Regions from separate parts of the Homo sapiens genome. Here region 1 is linked to region 2. Evidence: read pairs that join two places in POLR2A ChIA-PET (ENCODE). Cell type or tissue: CD4-positive, alpha-beta T cell. All regions are shown on one strand. Each heading gives the region's core, and the rest is flanking DNA. Links, peaks and the distances in the headings are about the cores only. Region 1 overlaps STX8 (syntaxin 8). Region 2 overlaps STX8 (syntaxin 8).

Region 1 (13,646 bases), core at 109-8,108, 79 kb after region 2:
CAGAATGAATATCCATCCACTCCCCTCCCTGACAACAATGACTGCAGAAAACAAGCTAGGAAGACCTCTCTCTTCCCCTTAAGGAGTGGGAAGCATGCTTGGTTAATTGAGAGAAGAGCATCCTGGAGAAAGGCTCGCTTTGGAAAAGGAAGAGGAAACAGGGAAGAAAAGAACACCATGAAGGTGACCAAACCATGGCTTCCATGCACTCTTGCTTCACCAAAGTGCAGGGGAAACCCTTTCCCCTGAAGAGGGCGTTGTGCTGCTTAATCCACTCTCCGGAGTGGCTCGGGGCATGGAAGAGAAGCAAGGAGCAACTCCAGGTGGCAGGGGACCAAGGTTGCCTGCTCTGACCCTCCCAGTTGTTCCAGGCACGTCCAGGGCCTTTTATCCAGCACAGCAACTACCATCTCCCACTATTTTTACAAATGTTAGTTTGAAATGGATCTTGAAGTAGTGGGAGCTATAGGACAGATTCCAGTTGTTTTCAAACAAGCTGTAACTGAGTAACAGTTTTTAATACAGAAGGTCCTAAAATATACAGCTGCCATAATAATACACATGTAACTCTAAAAGGCATAGGAGAAAAGACACAATATTACACATTTTAAATGTAACACAGCTATGGTTAGAAATAGCGTAGAAACAATATAGCGAGGTTTGTTTTATTTTGTTTTTGGTTTTTTTTGAGATGGAGTTTTGCTCTTGTCACCCAGGCTGGAGTGCAGTGGCACCATCTCGGCTCACTGCAACCTCTGCCTCACGGGTTCAAGCAATTCTCCTGCCTCAGCCTCCCAAGTAGCTGGGATTACAGGCGTGCACCACCGCACCCGGCTAATTTTTGTATTTTTAGTAAACACGGGGTTTCACCATGTTGGCCAGGCTGGTCTCAAACTCCTGACCTCAAGTGATCCAGCCGCCTCGACCTCCCAAAGTGCTGGGATTACAGGTGTGAGCCACTGCACCCAGCAATATAGTGGTTTTATCTCAAGGATTAATAAACATCTTACGAAAATGTTAGGAATGGGGTGATAACATCCAGAGACTTGTATTCTAGTTAACTCAGTCCCCATCCGACCCAGGTGATTTAATACTCCATACCTAACAATTTTCAAATGCTTAAAACTGGCAGATCAATATCCCACGTGTGGCAGGCACAGAGACGCACCACACAGTTCCTCTTTCAAGCAAGGCCTTTCTGCCTCAGCTGCTGGGAGTGCTCTTGGCAGACGGTCTTCAACTGCCAGCCTCTCAAGGGCATAGAGCTGCCCTGCCCAAGGACCCGGCCTTCCCAGGGTGTTCCCCATCCAATGACTGATCAAGGCTGGGGCATATAAGCCCAGCAATGTGAATTCAACGTGGGACAATCCTGAAGGCCATTTCGGCACCCGGGCTTCCCAGGGGGCTGTCGTCAAAGCCAGCCGCTCCCTCTGCTAATCCTGCTGCCCAGCTCCCTCCCACAAATGTTGATCCCATCAGTGCTCCTCATACGCATCCCGCATACAAAAGCCCCTCCGAGGCTGCTCCCCAGAGAATCCAACCCGTGCCTCAATGCCTCTATGGAGAAGAAAAAGAAATTCAATTTTCAAGGGAAGTGGTACAGGTTAAGCCAGATGGTTAGAAAAATTGCTTTCATTGTTATCTTGGGAATTTTCCTCCTCCAACAGATGGTTAAAGCTCAACCTAGGAGAAGGCTGGGCAGCTCAGCCAAGGTGGTCATTTGCGTGGTTCCAATCAGATAAAGGAGCACAGAAGAACTCTCAGGGAGGCACACTGAGCTACGTGGTCAGCCTCCAATCTCCTTTGAGCAAGGTGAGTGCTGTCCTGACCCACTTTAAAGCCAGCTCATTAGATATATTCCCATTCAAATCTAAGTCTAAGTTCATGTCTGTCTCTCATCAGTCTGTTTCATCTCTCTCTCTCATACACACACACACACACACACATCTACCCCTAAAGATGTTCCATGTCTCTTTCTCTTCCTTTCCATAGAAAACTGAGGCCTGATTACAGTGGTATTAGTCAGTTACATGTTCATAAGTGATAAAAGATTAAGAAGAAATAGGATCACCTTATTAATGTACATCCCAAGTCGTTGCTTCAAGGACAAACTCTCCGTGAGCCCATCCTAAATATATCTCCCATAAACACAACCAGTTCTTCTTCCTAAAGCTCTCTGTCCATTTCTGGCAAGAAAAAAGTACCAGAGAAAATCCTGTTTATAAAACAAAGCAAAACAAAAAATGGCTACTCTTGGGCTCTTTGATTGGCTGACAAAAGAAAATGGTAAAATGAGTCTTCACCTTATCGTCACCCCTAGAGATGGCCAAGTTTGGAATGAGTTTAGCAACATGAATCCTACACGAGCTAGGAGTGAATCCAGAAGCAGAGAGGAGGGTCACTCTTGGACACAGGACCTCAAATTATCCTGTTCAAATGACCCAAGGGAGTACAGAAACACCTTGGAGGGTCTCCTAAATTCACCTGTTCATAGATACAAAACGCTTATCACTGAAACATACTCTAAACCACTAGCTGTTAATTCCTCAGGACATAATAAATTTTTTTTAATTGTGCTTGTGGATTTCAAACTAACCAAATTGGTTGACAGAACTGTTCTACCTTTGATGTCAATTCAGTTCCCCAACTACTGTTTGAAATGGTTAAAATAAAAACAACAACAAAAATAATAAAGAGTCCTTATCACTGCATTCAAAATGCTTTCTCAAAGATTTCACCCTCCTGGCAGGACTGTCTAGATGGAAAGAGAATGTCGTGTCTCTTCCCAGAATAAACCGTTGAGACCACATTACCTTCCAGTTCAAGCTCCTTTAAGGATTTGAAATTACTTGAAACAACTACTCAGCAGCTTCAGTCTCTTTCTTACGCTGTCTTTCCCTGCTCAAGCACTTGGTTCTAATCAGACCACTTCCTTCCTGCTGCTTTGGTTTTTATTACCAAAGTTCTTCAGTCCTTTTCACCACCCCATATGCTAAACAATTTCCACTTTGAGAAGCACATTCTCAGAGAACTCTGAGGATAAGCCAAGCTCAGCTAAAGATCTTCAATAATGAATGAAACTGTGAAGAGCTACAATTTGTCTTAAGCGGCTTTCACCTTCTTTCTGTATCTTTTTCCTTCTAAAGAGCATGCATCTACTTTTCTCAGGAATTAAGCATTCTCATTCTTTCATTGATTCTCCAAACAGGAAAAGTAACATGATAAATAAGTCATATTTGGTGTAGGCCTCTATGCAGAAAAAGCTAACACAGCAGGCCTAACTGCTTTTTTCTTTTTTCTTTTTTTGAGACAGAGTCTCACTCTGTCTCCCAGGCTGGAGTGCAGTGGCACAATCTCGGCTCACTGCAAGCTCCGCCTCCCAGGTTCACACCATTCTCCTGCCTCAGCCTCCTGAGTAGCTGGGACTACAGGTGCCCGCCACCATGCCTGGCTAATTTTTTGTATTTTTTTTTTTTAGTAGAGATGGGGTTTCACTGTGTTAGCCAGGATGGTCTCAATCTCCTGACCTCGTGATCCACCTGCCTCGGCCTCCCAAAGTGCTGGGATTACAGGCGTGAGCCACTGCATCCTGCTTTTTTTTTTTTTTTTTTTTTTTGACAGAGTCTTACTCTGTCACCTAGGCTGGAATGCAGTGGCGTGATCTTGGCTCACTGCAACCTCCGCCTCCCGGGGCGTGAGCCACCGCACCCTGCTTTTTTTTTTTTTTTTTTTTGAGACAGTCTCACTCTGTCGCCTAGGCTGGAATGCAGTGGCATGATCTTGGCTCACTGCAACCTCCGCCTCCCGGGTTCAAGCAATTCTCCTGCCTCAGCTTCCCGAGTAGCTGGGATTACAGGCGCCCGCCATCACACCCAGCTAATTTTTATATTTTTTATTAGAGACAGGGTTTCACTATCTTGGCCAGGCTGGTCTCGAACTCCTGACCTCATGATCCACCTACCTCGGCCTCCCAAAGTGCTGGGATTACAGGCATGAGCCACCGCGCCCGGCCCTAACTGCTTTTCTTAACAAGGCACTGCTGCCAAGGTTGGCCCTTCCCTGGCTGGCATCCTGGAGCTTGGATTTTGGGAAGGACCCGCCATTAACTGGTAAGAGTGGCAATCTGTGCCTAAGCTGTATCAATGCTCTGTTTCATTAACACCTGGTTTCCTTCTGGGAGTCTGGGATGTGGGTACATGCCAGACAGGGTGCCTATGTGACCAAGACCCTCAAAAAACCCCGGGCACTGAGTCTCTAATGAGCCTTCCTGGTTGGTAATATGTCGCACGTGCTGTCACAACTCATCGTTGGGGTAATTCTGTGCACCCTGTGGGATTCCACTGGGAGAGGATGCTTGGAATCTTGCACCTGGTTTCCCCAGCACTTCAACCAGGAGCCTTTTCCCTTTGCTGATTTTGCTTTGTATCCTTTTGCTATGATAAATCATAATCATGAGGATAACTACAGTCCATTCCCGCTATTCACAGTAATTATGTTCCATAAAGTCACCATGAACACTGAATTAGCAAATACTCAACTGATGTTCCTGAGGGAGACATGTACCTCTATCTGTACATACCCCACACAGATCATAATATTAAATCCTAAAAACAACTCATCCTGGTAGATTCCTTTTTTTTTTTTTTTTCAAAAGAAAAAACAAAGTTCTGAAGTGTTACATAACTTGCCTGAGGCTGCTCCACTAAGAGGAGCCAGAGGTGGGATTTAAGCCTGTCTGTCTGGCCCCAGAGCCAGAGTGTCCACTGGTCATCCCTCTCTGAGGCCGAAACAAAAGGCAGGGCATCACCTTGTTCAACCTCGGCTGGGAATGTGCTTGTGGGGTGAGTCAAACCTTTTGCCACTTTATCCACGTCCATGAGTAAATGCGAGAGTACTGCTAGTATTCACTTGGGGGTTTTAAGTACATTTTAGTGGGTAGGTGAGTATAAGCTGAATCCTTTGAGTCCTCCTAGCAAACCACTAAACCTGGAGGTTGTCTTGGGGACCCCCACCGTAGCCTCCAAGGAGAGACCAAGATTCCCCTTCCTGCAGAGGCACTGAGGAGGAGAAACAGTATGACTAGGGCCAAAGTGGCAAGAGGTAGAGCTTCCAGAGCAACCTGCTCTTTGCATCTGTGATTACTTTGGCTGTTCCTTTGAGGTTCTCTTTGGCCTCTCTTTTTGGCTTGCTTTTTTGAAGTCCCTTCTCCAATTCAGCTGCTACAGCTGGATGGGCCTGTGGTAGCCTCCCTCTTGGAGGTCAAATAGGAACAGCGGTGAATGAAGTTCAGGGGAAAGGAAGCCGGGTGAGTCACCCAGGCCAGCTGTCCCAGGGCCTGAGGAGAGATGGCCTTTTCCTTGACAAGTGTTTCCACAGCTTTTCCTTGGAAAACCCTCATCCCTTTCTAGTTAGATGGCTTCTCAGCCTGGCTGCGTGGCCAGGGTCAAGACCAGTATATGGGCCTAGAAGAAAAAAGTCAGGGAGGAACTAGGGCAGAAGCAGCAAAAGGTCCTTGTGACTCAAAGCTGGCCAAACCCATCACCAGAGCTAAAGCTAGCAGCAAAGTCATAGGACAAACACCATGCATGTGTCTCAGGATCTTTTTTTCTTTTTTTTTTTTTGAGATGGAGTTTTGCTCTTGTCACCCAGGCTGGAGTGCGGTGGCACAATCTCAGCTCACTGCAACCTCTGCCTCAGCATCCTGAGTAGCTGGGACTACAGGTGCCCACCACCACACCTGGCTAATTTTTGTATTTTTTTAGTAGAGACGGGGTTTCACCATGTTGGCCAGGCTGGTCTCGAACTCCTGACCTCCAGTGATCTGCCCGTCTTGGCCTCCCAAAGTGCTGGGATTACAGGCATGAGCCACCGTGCCCAGCCATGTCTCAGGATCTTTTCTGCACAGTTAGCAGATTCAAAGACTCTGGTTTCCTTGCTGTAATATAATAAAAATATAGTCATCCCTTGGTATCTTGCGGGATTGGTTCCAGGACCACCCCTTCCATATACAAAATCCATGGATGCTCAAGTCCCATATATAAAATGGTGTAGCATTTACATATAACCTACACACATCCTCCCGTATAACTTTAAGTCATCTCTAGATTACTCATAATCCCTAATACAATGGAAATGCTATGTAATAGATGTTACGCTATATGGTTTAGAGAATCGTGACAAGAAAAAAGTCTGCACATGTTCAGTGCAGATTCAACCATCCATTTTTAAAAAAAAAATTTGATTCTCAGTTGGTTGGATTCATGGATGCGGAACCCACAGATACAGAGGGCCAAGTATACATATGTTTGGTCTTTACCCCAGGTTCCTGGCACAGAGCTTCAAAAACCTTTGGAATTTCCTGAGTGCTAGACGTGTCTTTTGTTATTCATGATGAGTCTTTTTGGACTCCTGCTAATTTCTTTGGGGAAATTCATCTATGAACACATCAGATAATAACTCACGGTAGGCTCTTAGACAATTTCAAAGAAAGGGCTAGCCATACCAATGGCTAGAGGGCTGGAACTTTCAGGCCAACTCCCAACCCCCAGGGAGGGGAGGGAGGCTGGAGATCAAGGTCAGTCAAGTGGCTGATGATGTCATCGATCGTGCCTATGTAAAGAAGTCTCCATAAAAACCCTTGAACAAGGTTCAGGGAGCTGCTGGATTGGTGAACACATCAGTGTGCTGGGGCAGGAGTTGGGGGACAAGGAGAGGGTGATACATGGAGAGGGTGATACATGGAGAGGGCATGGGAGCTCTGTACCACCACCCCAACCTCTATACCTTGCCCTATATACTGTGCCTTTTCCATTTGACTGTCCCCGAGTTGGATCCTTTTAATAAAACTGTAATAGTAAGTATAGTGCTTTCCTGAGTTCAGTGAGTCATTCTAGTAAGTTATCAAATCCTGAAGGGGGGTCATGGGAACCCCTCAGTTTTTTTCTTTCTTTTTGAGATGGAGTCTCACTCTGTCACCCAGACTGGAGTGCAATGGCGCAATCTTGGCTCACTGCAACCTCCGCCTCCCGGGTTCAAGTGATTCTCCTGCCTCAGCCTCCCAAGTAGCTGGGACTACAGGTGCCACTAACTGGGTAGCCAACAATTCAATTCTGACATTACCCAGAGTTAGCATCAGACTCCACAGGTTTAAGGGCTTGATCCCACAAGACTGTTCTAACTTCAGATACCAGCCATTAGTCCTGGGGTATCCCCAAGTACTTTAGTCCAACTGGCTATAAAGCGAAGGGTTCCCAGCCAGGCACAGTGGCTCACGCCTGTAATCCCAGCACTTTGGGAGGCTGAAGCGGGCAGATCATGAGGTCAGGAGATCGAGACCATCCTGGCTAACAGGGTGAAACCCTGTCTCTACTAAAAATACAAAAAATTAGCTGGGCGTGGTGGTGCATGCCAGTAATCCCAGCTACTCGGGAGGCTGAGGCAGGAGAATCGCTTGAATCCAGGAGGCAGAGGTTGCAGTGAGCTGATATCATGCCACTGCACTCCAGCCTGGGCGACAGAGCAAGACTCTGTAGCAAAAAACAAAAACAAACAAAAAAAACTTGTTTTACTGAAGCCTCCAGAACACCAGCTGTTTCAGCAAAATGATTTCTATAGATACTATGACCTGGTAAAAAAATGCAAAAGAGAGAGACTTTGAGCTCCAAACAGTAGAGAAAGCACACATGGTTGCCTCCTTCATTCCAAAGAGCACAATGAAATGGCAGTCAAGCTATTTTTGAAAGAATAAATCCATGGTGGCACTGAAGACACGAAGAAGCGTTATCAATGAAGACATCATTTTGGAGATTCTCTTCAAGAATAGAGTTGGGACTGTATTGACCAATAAACCAAAACTGGGGGTGGGGAATGGGTGAAATACAGCTGGAAATACATCAGGCTGCAGATAAGAAGCTCTTTCTTTTTGACAGAACCCTGGAGAGGCTCCAAGCTTAGAGTCAATGGCTATTGGCAGCCACAGAATGGCCTACAAAGAAGTGGTTATAAGGCAGGAATCAGGGCATCTGAGTGGAGAGCTGTCTACAGAACAGCTGAGCCAGTCTGCCCACAGCCCTGCCCTGTGTAGACTGCAGTCTGCAGTACTTGCCCCCAGCTGGAACCCCCGGAACAGCCTTCTCTGGAGAGGAAAGTTTGCCTGGGAGTGCGCATGGTGTTGGTGTCCAGGCTAGAGAATGAGTCAAAGAAGAGCCTCTAGGATAGACACAGGGGTAAAAAGAAATAAAACATATAAAAGATGTCACCCCAAGATTGGAGTTCTCCTTATGTTATTAGTTTTGTTATAGCAAATGGTCCTGAATCGGCTTGTGCCCTCTTTTACCTAACCATATATCCTAGAAAGAAACCTGCCGACTGGCATATCTTGCCCATTTACACAGAGTACACATCACAGCCTGTCTTCCCACTCAAGAAAGAAGCCTTTCGGGTAAATAAACTTGCCTAAAGGGCCGCCCGTGGTGGCTCACGCCTGTCATCCCAGCACTTCGGGAGGTCAAGGTCGGCGGATCACGAGGTCAGGAGTTCGAGACCAGCCTGACCAACATGGTGAAACCCCATCTCTACTAAAAATACAAAAATCAGCTGGGTATGGTGGCACATGCTTGTAATCCCAACTACTCAGGAGGCTGAGACAGAAGAATCGTTTGAAGCCGGGGGGCGGAGGTTGCAGTGAGGCGAGATCGTGCCACTGCACTCCAGCATGGGCGACAGAGCGAGACTCCGTCTCAGAAAACAAAACAAAACGAAACCTACCCAAATACAAAGAAAGCCTATTGCAGCTACCTATACAAATCAATATGGTCCTTCATTCATAAATATGAAGAATCAATGAAGAATTAGCAGACGTGAGGAAAAGCCCATAGCATGTGTATTAGTTTGTAAAGGTTGCCATAACAAAGTACTACAGACTAGGGAGCTTAAATAACATTAACTTTCTCACAATTCTTGAGGCTAGAAGTCCAAGGTATAGATGTGAGCGGAAGTTGTTTCTTCTTTTCTTTTTTTTTTCTTTTTTTTTTGAGATAGAGTCTCGTTCTGTCACTCAGGCTGGATTGCAGTGGCACAATCTCGGCTCACTGCAACCTCCACCTCCCGGGTTCAAGCTATTCTCCTGGCTCAGCCTCCCAAGTAGCTGGGATTAGAGGCACATGCCACCACACCCAGCTAATTTTTATATTTTTAGTAGAGATGGGGTTTCACCATGCTGGCTAGGCTGGTCTTGAACTCCTGACCTCAGGTGACCCGCCTGCCTCGGCCTCCCAAAGTGCTGGGATTACAGGTGTGAGCCACCGCACCCAGCCAGAGGTCATTTCTTCTGAGGCCTCTTTCCTTGGCTTGTCTTCTCCGTGTCCTCACGTGGCCTGCCCTCTGCATGTGTCTGTGTCCCACGTGCCTCTTTTTCTTTTTTTTGTGAGACAGGGTCTCACTCTGTTGCCCAGGCTGGAGCACAGTGGTGCAATCATGGCTTACTGCAGTCTTGACCTCCCGGGCTCAAGTGATCTTCCGACCTCAGCCTCCTGAGTAGCTGGTACTACAGGTGTACACCACCACATTAGGCTAATTTTTTTATTATTATTATTATTTCTTGTAGAGATGGGGTCTCCCTGTATTTCCCAGGCTGGTCTCAAACTCCTGGGCCTAAGTAATCCACCTACCTCGACTTCTCAAAGTGCTAGGATTACAGGCACAAGGCACCGTGCCCAGCTTCAGGTTCCTCTGCTTAAAAGGATACCAGGCATATTGGATTAGGGCCCACCACAGTGGCCCCATTTAAACCTAATTATCTCTGAAGACCCTATCTCTAAATAAAGTCACAATCTGAAGTAGTAGGGGGTTAGTACTTCAACATTTGAATTTGGGGGGTGACATATAATTCAGCCCATAGCAGCATAAAAGAGAAAGACTAAGATGAATAAACCAAAACTTACCTAGAGAAGAAACAGAAATAACAAAAGGAGCAAAAACACTCACCATTTTTTAAAGTTCTAACTAGTGCCATTCAAAGGATTAAAAAGTTTACAACCTTATATACACACTTGTGTGGAAAAAAAAAGCAATCATGAACATTAAAACCTCTTGGTGTTTAAAACTATCATTCTCAAAATTTTAAAAATCAGTGAGAAGAGCTGAGTAATAAAATGGATACAGCAATTGTAACAGCAGTCAGTAAAACATGTTGGTAAATGTAAATAAAATACTGACTACAGAAATAAAAGGGGGCTTCGGTTGAAAACAAAACAGAAGATGAAGAGTTTAAAGGGAAGTTTAAGAATTCTAAACTTGATTTATTCCAAGATATTTATTTGCTTTAGACTTTGTTAGAAAAATGTAAACTTAGGTATGCATGTTAAATATGTGGGGGTGGCTGTGGCCCAAGGTGGGTGGCCTGAGTATCCCATTCTTGGGTGGGGAAGGGGGAAATTTTCCCATAAAGCTGTCATTTCCCAGCTTCTAGCTTTATTTGGAAAGCCCACTTTCAGCTGCCTGCAATGCGTAGGCCCTATAACCTCAACTCCCATATCCACACGGGTGTGGAAATGCAGGTCCCTAAGCTACATATGTGGTTTGGTTATCTCTGAGGGCCATGAGGCTTCACTCACTCACTGGTGTAGGTAAGTTTCTTCATTTCTGGCACCTGGAGAACTCCCTTTGTTGCTTTCAAGCTCAGCTAAGAATATGAGAACAGTTTTTTTTATTTTGTTGAGACGGAGTCTAGCTCTGTCGCCCAGGCTGGAGTGCAGTGGTGCAATCTCGCCTCACTACAACCTCTGCTTCCCGGGTTCAAGTGATTCTCCTACCTCAGCCTCCTGAGTAGCTGGGATTACAGGCGTGCACCATCACACCCAGCTAATTTTTGTATTTTTAGTAGAGACGGGGTTTCGCCATGTTGGCCAGGCTGGTCTCGAACTCCTGACCTCAGGTGATCTGCCCTCCTTGGCCTCCCAAAGTGCTGGGATTACAGGCTCCAGCCACTGCGCCCAGCCCTGAAATGCTATTTGAAGGCCGACTTACGGTCTTTTGTATACATGCAAAGGAGAAACGGTATACATTAGCATGGAGCCCTAGTCCTGTCCCAAATTACTATTAGCATAAATGTTTCCTGACTGAGACTATTGATTGTGACTAAAAAAACAAAGTCCTTCCTAGAAAAATATAAATACCTTATAGTTTTCAGGGCCTGTGAGGTTTTCACACTGTGAAGCCCTCTGCGTCCTGTCTCATGACCCCTCCACAACTTCATCTGGGTACATGATTCTTGTCACTTGCTGTTTTCCAGCCACATTATACATTTATGCAGAAATATAAAGCCTTTTGATTTCTCCAGCTTGCAAAGTTCTCTGTAGCCTCTGAGATCTCACAGGAGATATCCCCGTTTTCCCTGCGACTCTTCACTGGCCACCTCCTCATCAGCTCCCTTCGGCCCATTCCTGAAGCTGCAGCAGCTGCCTCCTCACCATCCCTTCCACAGCCTCCTGTCCTTTTCCTTGACAGTACTTATTAAAATCTGATAAAATACCTTATTTTGAGATGTATTTGTTGAATGTCTCCCTCCCGACACTAGAGTGTAGGAATGATAAAGGAAGGGACTTTTAGTTGTTATTGCTGTTTTTCACTATCTAGGGGACCAGTCACACATGCAGCTGGTACTTGGTAAACACCTGTTGAATGGATAAACACCCCCTTGCCAATATGGCTATTTCTTCTCCCCAAAAGTGGCTAAACTCTCTCAGTTTAGATATGCTATTGGCTGTGGGACAATGAAAAAATATATATACTTAATATATAGTATACCATATATAGGCCAGGCGCGGTGGCTCACTCCTGCAATCCCAGCCCTTTGGGAGGCTGAGGTGGGTGGATCACCTGAGGTCAGGAGTTTGAGATCAGCCTGGCCAACATGGCGAAAACCCATCTCTACTAAAAATACAAAAATTAGCTGGGCATGGTGGCACATGCCTGTGATCCCAGCTACTTGGGAGTCTGAGGTAGGAGAATCGCTTGAACCCAGGAAGCAGAGGTTGCAGTGAGCTGAGATCGTGCCACTGCACTCCAGCCTGGGAATACATGTTATAGATAAAGTATGCATAATATACATGTATTATATATATAAATATATATTAAGTATATATTCATGTATTTTAAATTTAAGTATAGATGTATTTTATAAATTATATATAATATATATAAATTATATGCATGGGAGAATTTTATGTCTCCCTGATTTTCAGTAAATTATATAGACAAAATTACAGAATCCATAAGTAGCAAATTAAGTAATTTTACATTGAAACCACTGACTCTACTTTATAGCATAGGGTGATGGTCACACCGACACCACAAGCCCTAACCCCCGCCTCCTGCCAGCTCTCCTGGCCCCCTCCTGCCAGCTCTCCTGGCCCCCTCCTGCCCATGCTCTCTAGACCCTGGGTACACTGACTGACTGGCCTTCTCTCAAGGTTCTCAACCATGTTACGCTCCTTTGCGTAAAGGCCCTTTGCCTATGCCCTTCCCTCTGTTTGCAAGGGTCTTCCCTTTGCTTTTCATACAGGTAACTGCTGTTTATCCTTTTCAATCTGTTCAAATATCATTTTCCCAGGAAAGGCTTTTCTAACCCTCAAACCATGCCAGTTCTTCTGTTTCACATTCGAATAGGTCCCTGTGTTATCACCGTCTCTAACTGTGTATCTGTGCAGTATCTGTCCAGCAGCTGCCTCCCTGATGAGAACAAATACTCCAGGAGGGGAAGGAGCCGTGACAACAGACATGACATGTATATGTGGATTCTGGCACAGTGCTTAGCACATAATAGGAGTTCAACATTTGTTTAACGAATAAACAATTTGGAGAATGTACTGAGGAAGGAAATATATTATTTTGGATTTAGGAAAAATACCTTACTATGTTTAATAACACTTTTTCTTATTAGGAAAAGAAAAAGTTTATTTAATCTAGATTAAAGGATAGCTACGGAGCTAGTCAGTAAAATGTTCAAACAGATGTGTACAAATGTGGACAGCAGAAAGGTGAGTTGCTGCCACTGCTGCTGATTTTGCACATCAACTTCCGGGAAGATCTTAGAAAGTACAGGTGACTCTCTAGGTCACAGATCACTAAATGGAAGTCCTTCCAAAAGATGGAAAGATGGCATGGGGTAGGGGAGAAGGATGACCTCATAAACTCATTCTGGTCCAAAATTCTCTGAGACGAAGCAACTTGCAAGTTTATTTATGAATGAAATGCAGACTTGAGAAGCCACTCCATGAATCCTAGCAGCCAGCCAAAGTCCGCTGAATGAAATCTCAATAAAGAAAACCTGAATTCAGACTAACACAGCCACGTAGAGAAAACCCTTTCCTCATCTGACATCAATGTGTGTCTATACTCCACATTTGGAGGGGGCAGGTGTTAGGTTCCTATGCCAATTTCTTTCTTTCTTTCTTTCTTTTTTTTGAGGTGGAGCCTTGCTCTGTCGCCCAGGCTGGAGGGTAGTGGCATGATCTCAGCTCACTGCAAGCTCCGCCTCCTGGGTTCATGCCATTCTCCTGCCTCAGCCTCCCGAGTAGCTGGAACTACAGGCACCCGCCACCACACCTGGCTAATTTTTTGTATTTTTAGTAGAGACAGGTTTCACC
Region 2 (11,707 bases), core at 3,708-11,707:
TGCTCAATTCTCAACAAAGGAAAGAAAATTCTTTTCAACATATGGTGCTGGAAAAACTGGATATATGTATGAGGAAGTAAAAAACCCCTCAACCCTTTTCTCTCCATACCAAAAAAAAAAAAAAATTGTGATGGTTCATAGACTTAACTGTAAAACCTAGAACTGTAAAGCTTCTAAAAGAAAAAAAAAAAAGAGAGAAAATTTTTATAGCCTGGAGTAGGTAGGCAAAAATTTCTTGGACAGGACATAAAAAGACTATCCACAAAAGAAAAGAGATTGGTCAATCTGATTTAGCAAATCCTCAAAGGAAGTGATTTCTAGATTTTGTGACATCCTGATGCTCTGGGCATAGTATTCTTCCTAAAATGTAATGGGAGGACTTGGACACATGGCTTCAGTCTTTGTCTCATCAGCATTGAACACAGTTCTGTTTATATATAGTAGCATATGTAAAAGTGGACATTTTTATGATCCACGCCTCATTCTCTATCAAGAGAAATTTTCTGTTCATCCAAAGATACTATTACAAAAATTAATAAATAAGCCACAGAATGGTAGAAAATATTTGTAGAACATATATCTGACATAGTATTTGTATCTAGAGTATATAAAGATCTCCTACATATTAACAATAAAGAAAAGCTAACTTTAAAATAGGCAAAAGATCTGAACAGATGTTTTACAGAAGAAGATATACAAATGGCCAATAAACACATGAAAAACAGCTCAAATATTGTTAAGTCATTAGGGAAATGCAAATTTCAACCAAAATAAGATACTGCTTCACACTCACTACAGTGTGCAAACTAAAGACTTACAATACTAATTGTTGGGGGAAAATATGGCACAAAGGGCGCTGTACAAGTATTTGTCAATTCTCATCAAGTTAACCATATATCTACCATCTTACCCAGAAACTTTACTCCTAGGTTTTTTGTTTTTTGTTTTTTGAGGTGGCATCTTGCTCTATTACCACCCTGGAGCTGGAGTGCAGTGGCACGATCTCCGCTCACTGCAACCTCCGCTTCCGAGTTCAAGCAATTCTCCAGCCTCGCCCTCCTGAGTAGCTGGGATTTACAGGCACGCGCCACTGCGCCTGTCTAATTTTTGAATTTTTAGTAGAGACGGGGTTTCACCATGTTGGCCAGGCTGGTCTTGAACTCCTAACCTCAGGTGATCCACCTGCCTCGGCTGGGATTACAGGCATGAGCCATCATGCCTGGCTCACTCCTAGGTATTTACCAAACGGAAATAAAAGCCTATTTCTCAAAAAAAAAAAAAAAAAAGCCTGTACAAAAATATACATAGCAACCTTATTCATGAGGGCCCCAAACTAGAAACAACCCAAATATCCATCATTAGGAGAACAGAAAAGCAAATTGGGGTATATCTGTTAATGGAATACTATTCGGCAATAGAAAGCATGAGCTACTCATGCATGCCACAACTGTCTAAATCTCAAAAAGTTTTGTTGGCTAAAAATAAGAAAACAATCATTATATGCTTTGTGATTCCATTTATAAGAAATACAAGGATAAACCTAGCCTACAAAATAGACATCAGAAAGTGGTTGCCTCTGGGGTGCTTGACTAGAAAGGGACATGAGGAAACTTTCTGGGAGGATGGAAATGTTCGAAAGGTCATACAAATTCACGCAAATGGGTACAGCTGTCAAAACACACAGAAGGGAGGAAGGGAAGTCAGGAGGGAGGGAAGCAGGGAGGGAGGGAGCTGGCAGGCGGGCAGGCAGGCAGGCAGGCAAGACAAAACAAATGCCTTAGAATAACAAAATTTCAGACCTGCAAGAGTCATGCAATCACCTTGTAGTTCCTTCCCCTTTTATAACATCCCTGGCAGTGGGATGGTTAATCTTTCACCAAACACTCCCAGAGACTGGTAACATGGAAACTCATGAGAAAATCAGTTCCATGGCTGAGTTAGAGGGTGACTTTGATAATTATAAAGTCCTTTATTCTGAGCTAAAATTCTGCCTGCTCTCAACTTCTACCTTAGGTATTTCTTTTTCTTTCTTTTTTCCTCTTCTTTTTTTGAGACAGAGTTTCACTCTTGTTGCCCAGGCTGGAGTGCAGTGGCGCGATCTCAGCTCACTGCAACCTCCACCTCCCGGGTTCAAACAAGTCTCCTGCCTCAGCCTCCCAAGTAGCTGAAATTACAGGCACCCCTTAAGTATTTCTAGACCAACACAATATCAGTGTTCTTTCCTTCATAATTTTCCTCATATATCTCCTTGGTCTTCTCCTCTAGGTTAAAGATACTTAGATCCAAACTTTAGCAAACGCTCAAAGGAAGTGATTTCGAGATCTTGTGACATCCTGATGCTCTGGGCATAGTATTCTTCCTAAAAACGTGATGGGAGGACTTGGACACATAGCTTCAGTCTTTGTCTCATCAGCATTGAACACAGCTGAGTTTATATATAGTAGCATATGTAAAAGTGGGCTTTTTTTTCTTTTTGAGAGGGAGTCTTGCGCTCTGTCACTCAGGCTGGAGTGCAGTGGCACGATCTCGGCTCACTGCAAGCTCCGCCTCCCGGGTTCACGCCATTCTCCTGCCTCAGCCTCCCGAGTAATGGGACTACAGGCGCCCGCCACCACACCCGGCTAATTTTTTGTATTTTTAGTAGACACGGGTTTCACCGTGTTAGCCAAGATGGTCTCGATCTCCTGACCTCATGATCCGCCCGCCTTGGCCTTCCAAAGTGCTGGGATTACAGGCGTGAGCCACCACGCCTGGCCAAAAAGTGGGCATTTTTATGATCTGTGCCTCATTCTCTATCAAGACAGTCCACAGTAACAATCATGCTTTGTACTTGGCCTTGTAGTTGACTCTGAGCTTGGTACACTGTTCTCACGCAACCGAATACAATCAGTATTGCGTGATGCATCAACGCCACAATACATAATACAAAATTCAGGGCTAATAGCCTCTGTTACTATAAGAAAATCAAGTGCAAAATATTCCTTGTCTGACAAGAAATACAGTATGTCGGATGTTATATGTTAACTGGGTTTCTAGATAGATTTCTTTGTAAGTTTATAAATATTCATAATATGACTTAGAGGTAAATCAATAAATCTGTAGCAGATTAGATCAATGAAAACCAGTAGTCAACACTTGTAGGGATTAATGTTTTAATCTAGACCGAAAACGAAGTTTTTCATTTTGGTTGGTAAACCTCTCCTCTTTATTAGTTGTTGTTTCTAAACAACTCTATTTTTTTTTTTTTTTTTTGAGACATTACTTCGCTCTTGTTGCCCAGGCTGGAGTGCAGTGGTGTGATCTCGGCTCACTGCAACCTCCGCCTCCCAGGTTCAAGTGATTCTCATGCCTCAGCCTCCTGAGTAGCTGGGATTACAGATGCCTGCCACCACACCAGCTAATTTTTTATATTTTTAGTAGAGACAGGGTTTCATAATGTTGGCCAGGCTGGTCTCGAACTCCTGACCTCAGGTGATCCACTCACCTCTGTCTCCCAAAGTGCTGGGATTACAGGCGTGAGCCACCATGCCCGGCCTAAACAACTCTACTTTTTAAGTTATAAAAATTATTCAATAGCAGTTTATAAATGCGAGGGGAAAAAGTAAACATTATCCAAATACCCCAGTATAACAACAGTGTAATTCCCCCATGTGTTCACTACAATTTGACATAAACATATACATTTTTTCGGGCGTGGTGGCTCACGCCTGTAATCCCAGCACTTTGGGAGGCCGAGGTGGGCGGATCACCTGAGGTCGGGAGTTCAAAACCAGCCTGACCAACATGGAGAAATGCCATCTGTACTAAAAATACAAAATCAGCCGGGTGTGGTGGTGCATGCCTGTAATCCCACCTACTTAGGAGGCTGAGGCAGGAGAATTGCTTGAACCCAGGAGGCGGGGGTTACAGTGAGCCAACACAGTGCCATTGCACTCCAGCCTGGGCAACAAGAGCAAAACTCTGTCTCAAAAAAAAGAAAAAAAAAAAAAAAAACCATACATTTTCATTTAATTGCAATATATAAGCCTCCCCCATCTAATGATATCATTTGTATTTTTTCATGTAGCTACAAAGTCTTCAGTTATAATTTCTCATGGTTACAAAATATTCATTCCATAAAATAACCATTCCTTAAATAATAGCCCATTGTTGGATACTTAGAATGTTTCTATATTTCTAAATAATGAGTCTATAAATTCTTTCCTCCATTATCATTGGTTCTTTTTAATCATTTCCTTAACAAAGTGTGATTATGACTGCCTCATAAACTTTGAAACAGATTGCCAAATTACTTTTTAATAGACTTATACTGCCACTGTTGGTTTGATGGGATTCATTCCACTTGTCAGTTATGACCTCAGAAGATTTCCTAGGCCAGAGAGCCTTGGGGAATTCCCACTCTGCAGACCAGGCACTACCAAGGTGGGAATTTCCCTAACCACAGTCTATTAAGAGCAAATTAAATACAGGTTTCAGAGTATAGGTTGTGAAACAACCAGCTGACTAGTTCAGATTCCTGACTGTAGAGCCTCCAAAGAGAAACTGATACCCTGCTTCCTGGTCAGTACTTGCATTTGGTTTCACGAAGGAGCTTATATTTCAATCACATGTTAATCTGAGATATCGAGTGACATTCCAGCACAGAATGGACAAAATGGAACAACGTAAAGTATACCACAAAATGACAGCATCACAAGGATTAAGAAATATTATATGATGTCAAAATACCCGACTCCAATAATACTTCATCATTTTTCTACTCTCAATTACAGCCTCAATACATTCTATATATAGGGAGAGAGTTTGCTATATATTTTCAGATACATTTGGTGCCTTTTTATACTCATAACGGACTCATAATGGCAGTAGTAAAGTCATTATGTTATTATGCTTTTTGCTTATGTTCTTAATAATATTTGAAGACAAATGTTAAAAAAAATCTATAGTGAAGATAGAGTTTTTCTTGAGGGTATTAGTTTAATTCCCTCCGTTCCCTATAATTGATATCATACTCAAATTTATCAATGGAAACCAAAAATGGGGGGTGGTGGTGACCTCTGATAATACCGTACACTAGGAAAAGATACATTCCAGAGAACAGGGACACAAGGAAAAACCAATCTGTGACTTCTTAAAGGAAAGGTAATGCTTTGCCTATGGCATCCTATGGCAGGGAGCTGCAAGGAACTCCCGCAGATCAAAGTGGAGCCTCTGGGAACCACCCAGGCTTTGGGGACACAGGGAAAGCTCCTTTGCCTGGCAGAAATTCCCCTTGGCCACACTCGCTCACACCTTATACACAGCCAGATGGGCCAGGTTAGGCAAAAAACACAGGCTCCTTTCCGACTTCCTCTTGACCATAAACCATGGTCTCTCATCTAGGCTTAAAAATGTGTAACAGGAGTCTGGACGCAGTGGCTCAGGCCTGTAATCCCAGCACTTTGGGAGGCTGAGGTGGGCGGATCACCTGAGATCAGGAGTTGAAGACCAGCCTGACCAATCTGATGAAACCCCGTCTCTACTAAATATACAAAAATTACCTGGGCGTGGTGGTGGTTGTCTGTAATCCCAGCTACTCAGGAGGCTGAGACAGAAGAATCACTTGAACCTGGGAGGCAGAGGTTGCAGTGAGCTGAGATCGCGCCATTGCACTACGGCCTGGACAGCAAGAGCGAAACTCCGTCTCAAAAAAAAAAAAAGTGTAACACAGGGTCGGTGCGGTGGCTCATGCCTGTAATCCCAGCACTTTGGGAGGCTGTGGCAGGTGGATCACGAGGTCAGGAGTTTGAGACCAGCCTGGCCAACGTAGTGAAACCCTGTCTCTACTAAAAATACAAAAAAAAAAAAAAAATTAGCCAGGCATGGTGGTGGGCACCTGTAGTCCCAGCTACTCGGGAGGCTGAGGCAGGAGAATCACTTGAACCCGGGAGGTGGAGGTTGCAGTGAGCCGAGATCGCGCCATTGCACTCCAGCCTGGGCGACAGAGCGAGACTCCGTCTCAAAAAAAAAAAAAAAAAAAGAAGGGGGAGATATTTTAAATTAAAAGACATTAAAGAGGCAAAACAGTTAAACGCAATCTGTAATCTGATTGCTGGAGCACCCCCTCAAAAAAAAGTGACAAAACTTTATTGGGGCAATGGCAGCAATTTAAATAGAAACTCCATATTAGTCATTATTACCATATCAAAGTTAAGTTTCTTGGATATGCTAATGACACTGCAGTTATATAGGAAAACAACCTACACAGAAGAATATTAGGAGATAGATTAGGAACAGATGCCAAAGTATATAGAAGCATTACGAGACACCCTCACCTTACTTCAAACCATTCACAGGCTGGGCTCGGTGGTTCACAACTTGTAATCTCAGCACTTTGGGTGGTAGAGGCTGGTGGATCACTTGAGGTCAGGAGTTCGAGACCAGCCCGGCCAACATGGTGAAACCCTGTCTACTAAAAACACAAAAATTAGCCAGACATGGTGGTGCATGCCTGTAGTCCCAGTTACTTGGGAGGCTGAGGCAGGAGAATTGCTTGAACCTGGGAAGTGGAGGTTGCAGTGAGCGGAGATCATGCCATTGCACTCCAGCCTGGACATCACAGCAAGACTCCATCTCAAAAGAATTTAAAAATATTAAATAATAATAATTCGCTCTGGGGGGAAAAGGTACATAAATACACACACACACTCATGCAGCAACAAAAAAGCAAAACAAATGTGGCTAAACGTTAACAACTGGTGAATCTAGTAAATGAAGGGTGACCAGATATGCCTGAAGAATATACTGTTAACTTTTCTGTAGCTTTAGAAAAACCTTTAAAATAAAAAGATGAGGGAAAAAAAAAAGCCACAGACTTAGATTGGGTTACAGAAAAAGAGAGAGAGAAAAAAAAAAAGGAAACCATATTGCTATATAGATGGGAAGCATATGGCAGAGTAGGGTAACTAAAGTCCTAGATTTCACACTGGAGAAATAAAAAGGGAGCCTCAGGAGCCAAAATGCACCAGGAAGATCACAGACTGGGAGGAGCTTAGAAAAGCAACCCCTTAAAGTTGTTCATGAAGTCCTGGATTCTCCTTTGAGAAGTGCATACACGGAGCTGACCCCAAATAGTATACGTAGACATTGAGAGCTGAACTACAGGAGAGAAAACCACCCAACTCCCAGTCTGGTCACTGGCTACTGCACCTGTGGGACAGACCCAAACAGTACTGGAAAGACTTTGAAAACTTCTTCAATGGTAGTTGGAACCTGTGGCCTCAACTCAACCAGGGCAATTGCCTGCTAAAATAAAAAATATCAACATCTCTGTAGGATTTAAACCAACAGCCAGAGTCTCATAAAATAATAATCAAAATGTCCAGGATACAACGCAAAATTTTGCAGCATATGAACATCCGGAAAATTTCAAGTTGCATAAGAAACCTGGGAAAAGACAACAAGATGCCATTGCTAAGAAGCATAGTTGTTGGAGTTATCTGACAAAGACTTTAAAGCAGCTATAATAAAAATGCTGGGCCAGGCATTTTTGGGAGCTGAATCGTGATGATTGTTTGAGCCCAGGAGTTCAAGATCAGTCTGGACAACATAGTGAGAACCTGTCTCTACAAAAAATAAAAAATTAGCTGGGCATAGTGGCATGCATCTGTAGTTTCAGCTTCTCAGCAGGCTAAGAAAGGAGAATCACTTGAGCCCAGGAGGTTGAGGCTGCAGTGAGCTGTGACTGCACCACTACACTTCAGCCTGGATGACAGAGTGAGACCCTGTTTCAAAAATACAAAGTAAATAAAAATAAAAATGCTCCAAGAAGTAATGGTGAACACTCTTGAAATATAGTCTCAGCAAAGAAACAAAAAATATAGAGAAGAACCAAATGCAACTTTTGAAACTGAAAAACACAATAACCAAATTTGAAAACTCACTGGATGGGATCAATAGCAGAATGGACATGATACAGGAAAGAGGTGGTGAACTGGAAGATAGTTCCAATAAAAATGAATAGAGCCTCAAGGACCTATGGGATAATGGGAAAAAGTCAAACATTCATGCCACTGGAGTCTCAGAAGAGAGAAAAAAGAGTGTGGGCCAGAAAAAATACGTGAACAAATAATGGTTGAAAGTTTTCTAAATTTGGCAAAGAACATACACCTACATATTTGAGAAGCTCAGCAAACCCCAAACAAGATAAACACAAAGAAGTCCAGGCCACAACACATCATATCCAAATTGCTGAACACTAAAGACAAAGAAAAAAATAATTGAACACAACCAAAGAAAAACAACACATTGCTTTATAGGGGAACAAAAATTTCAAAGACTGGATTTCTCATCAAAAATCAGAGGCCAGAAGGAAGTATAGCACCAGTTTTAAAGTGCTGAAAGAAAAGAGCTATCAACACAAAATTCTATAACCAGCAAAACTATCCTTCAGCACCGAGGTGAAATAAAGATACTCTAGACGAAGAAGTACTAAGAAAATATGTTGTCAACAGATCTACTCTAAGAGAACAGCTAAAGGAAGTTCTTCAGACAGAAGAAAAACGATACCAGTAGGAAACCTGAAACGAAGGATGAACAGCAGAAATGGTAAACATTTGGATAAATATTCTCCAGCTGACTTCTCTGTTTGGTGGATGAAAACCAAACTCATACTGTCTGATCTTCAATGCACGTAAGTATAATACATAAGACAATTATATACCATAGAGCAGGGTAGGCAAATGGGCCTATAGGGTGTAAGGTTGATACACTCCATGTGAAAAGATTAGATACTGATTCTAAGTAGACTGTAAATTTTTAAGTATGTATATTGTCATCCCTAGTTACCACTAAAACAATCTATACAAAAAGCTACAGTAAATAACAAAATAGAAAAATAAAAAAGCGGTACTAAGAAGTTCATATATATGATACAATTTATATGACATTATCCCAAAGACAAAAGTTTAGTGACAGAGGACAGGTCAGTCAGTGGTTGTCAGGAGTTAGGAATGGGTGAGAGTATGGTCGGTTTACAAAAGAAACACAAGGAAGTTTCTGGAGCAATGGAATGGTTCTGGGTCCCATTTGTGTAGTGGCTAAACAAACCTACACATGTGTAAAAATTCACAGAACAACAAACACAGTCAATTTTGTTTTGTGTTAATTTAAGAATTAAAATTTAAAAATATACAAGAGAGATACAGGTAAAGGTAGAATCTAAGAGAACACAGTATGTAAAGAACAAGAGGAGGAAAAACAATAGAAGCAAAGCAAGTGGCAAAAACAAAAACAAAAACAAAACAAAGAAAAAACCCACACTGTTGTCACAGAGGGCAGCGCCGCAAGGAAGGGAGTGTGGAATTTGCCATGTCTACTGGATGGGCTACTGGGCAGTCAGTGTCAACCATGCTAAGCGCGGCTTTGGATGTGGGAGGGATGGGGAGAGAGAGCAAAGTGTCTGAATTGCAGGAATGTATACATGTCAAAGTGTGGGAATGGGAAAACAGCCAAGTCTGGACTAGTGTATTACCAAAAGCTCATATTATTTATTTATTTATTTAAATTCATTTTTTTTTTTGAGACTAAGTCTCACTCTATTGCCCAGGCTGGAGTGCAGTGACACCATCTTGGCTCACTGCAACCTCTGCCTCCCGGGTTCAAGTGATTCTCCCGAGTAGCTGGGATTACAGGCGCCCGCCACCATGCCCAGCTAACTTTTGACAGTTTAGTAGAGATGGGGTTTCACTATGTTGGCCATACTCGTCTTGAACTCCTGACCTCAAGTGATCAGCCTGCCTCAGCCTCCCAAAGTGCTGGGATTACAGGCGTGAGCCACCGCGCCTGGCCGAAAAGCTCATATTATTTAAAACCATAACAACAACTGCCAATATTTAGTAAAAATTGCCAGATGCTAAGCCATTGTTTCTCAATCTAGAGGCACAAACAGTTATAAAGTTTAAAAAAGTTTGGCCAGGCACAGTGGCTCATGCCTGTAATCCCAGCACTTTGGGAGGCCGAGGCAGGTGAATCACGAGGTCAGGAGTTTGAGACCAGCCTGGCCTGGCCTGGCCGACATGATGAAACCCCATCTCTACTAAAAATACAAAAAAATAGCTGGGCGTAGTGGCGGGCGCCGTAATCCCAACTACTCGGCAGGCTGAGGTAGGAGAATCACTTGAACCCGGGAGGCAGAGGTTGCAGTGAGCAGAGATTGCGCCACTGCACTCCAGCCCAGGTGAAAGAGCAAGACCCCGTCTCAAAAAAAAAAAAAGTTTAAACAAATTCTTCCACACCCCTCAGTATTGATGTTACTGTATTTATTTAATTAAATATAAATGTAAGTATATATTCATTATGTTTATAGCTCTTTATAGTGCTAAAACAAATATTCATATAAAAATGAAAACTACAAAACCCAAATTCTATTTAACCACAATAATTTAATGTTGAAGACAATGCGTGTTTTGGGAATCCTAAATTGTGCTTAAAACATGAATATGGCAGCTGGACGCAGTGGCTCATGCCTCTAATCCCAGCACTTTGGGAAGCTGAGGCGGGCACATCAATCACTTGAGGTAAGGAGTTCCAGACCAGACTGGCCACCATGGTAAAAATAAAAAAAATCAGCCAGGCACCTGTAATCCCATCTACTTGGGAGCCTGAGGCAAGAGAATCGCTTGAACCTGGGAGGCAGAGGTTGCAGTGAGCCCAGATCGCACCACTGCACTCCAGCCTGGGAGACGGAGCAAGACTGTCTCAAACAAAACAAAACAAAACAAAAAAATGCACAAATATGGTACAGGCTAAGGTATAGGTCCTTTGGGTTTGTCCTGCTGTTCTTTATGTCAACTGTGAAGGCATCCTTTATACGGTGCCTAGTGACAGGCTTTGGCCTTCTCTTGGAAGCAAATACTTCATTACATATTAAGTATACCTTCTTTTCTCAACAGCCAAAAATGACTAAGATCCAAGACAATTATACCCAGAAGTTCAAATGTGGGCTGGAATTGTATAGCCAGACACAATTAGTCCTCCCAGATGACCCAGAATATTCTTTTAATTTTAAAATATTATCATCAGCATAAAAACAAAACATGTAGAACAGCTCTAATTTGAGGACACAGTGCAAAAAGCCTTACATTACTTAGGCGTTAAACAACCCTACAATAGCTGCAATAAATAAAGACCTCATCAGTTTTCCTAGCCCCTCAATGAAAAGTTTACTTTAAAAAAATGTAAGCCACATCAAAACCTTTGCTTACTAAGGTAACAACAATAAGAAAAGAAAGAAAAGAAAAGTAACATTTTCCATTATTTTAGAAGACTGGAATCCTGATGATAATGTGCTCAGCTCTGAATGAAATAATTTACAGATTATCAACATGTGTTTCTTAGCAACCTGTGTGCATAAAAAGGTACAATATATTGTATGATTCCAATTATATGACATTCTGGAAAGGCAAAACTATAGAAAGGGTAAAATAATCAGTGGTTGCCAGGAGTTTGGGAGAAAGGGGGGAGTGATAAATAGGAGGAAGCATAGGAATTTGGGGGGGCGGGGTGGCAGTAAAAATACTCTATATGGGCCGGGCGCAGTGGCTCACGCCTGTAATCCCGCACTTTGGGAGGCTGAGGTGGGCGGGTCATCTGAGGTCAGCTGAGGTGGGCGGGTCATCTGAGGTCAGGAGTTCAAGACCAGCCTGGCCAACATGGTGAGACCCCGTCT

What was found. Peaks named below come from ENCODE experiments on the same cell type or tissue, not always from the same donor. Only the 100,000 strongest peaks of a DNase experiment are listed, where the experiment ranks them.
Region 1: POLR2A ChIA-PET joins it to region 2 with 5 read pairs; 2 of 35 experiments call an interaction of 5 or more read pairs at or near these places.

Annotation. Positions count from the first base shown.
Region 1 is chr17:9,467,439-9,481,084 of GRCh38, forward strand. The region is part of intron 6 of STX8 (syntaxin 8); the gene reads right to left. Among named protein-coding and RNA genes, the nearest start is that of STX8, 100 kb to the right of the region's middle. RefSeq lists an enhancer at 6,552-7,053. In CD4-positive, alpha-beta T cell, for the core only: no CTCF peak of the experiment used is centred there; no DNase peak of the experiment used is centred there; H3K27ac peaks cover 2,635 bases.
Region 2 is chr17:9,384,837-9,396,543 of GRCh38, forward strand. The region is part of intron 6 of STX8 (syntaxin 8); the gene reads right to left. Among named protein-coding and RNA genes, the nearest start is that of STX8, 190 kb to the right of the region's middle. In CD4-positive, alpha-beta T cell, for the core only: no CTCF peak of the experiment used is centred there; a DNase peak (open chromatin) is centred at 4,405.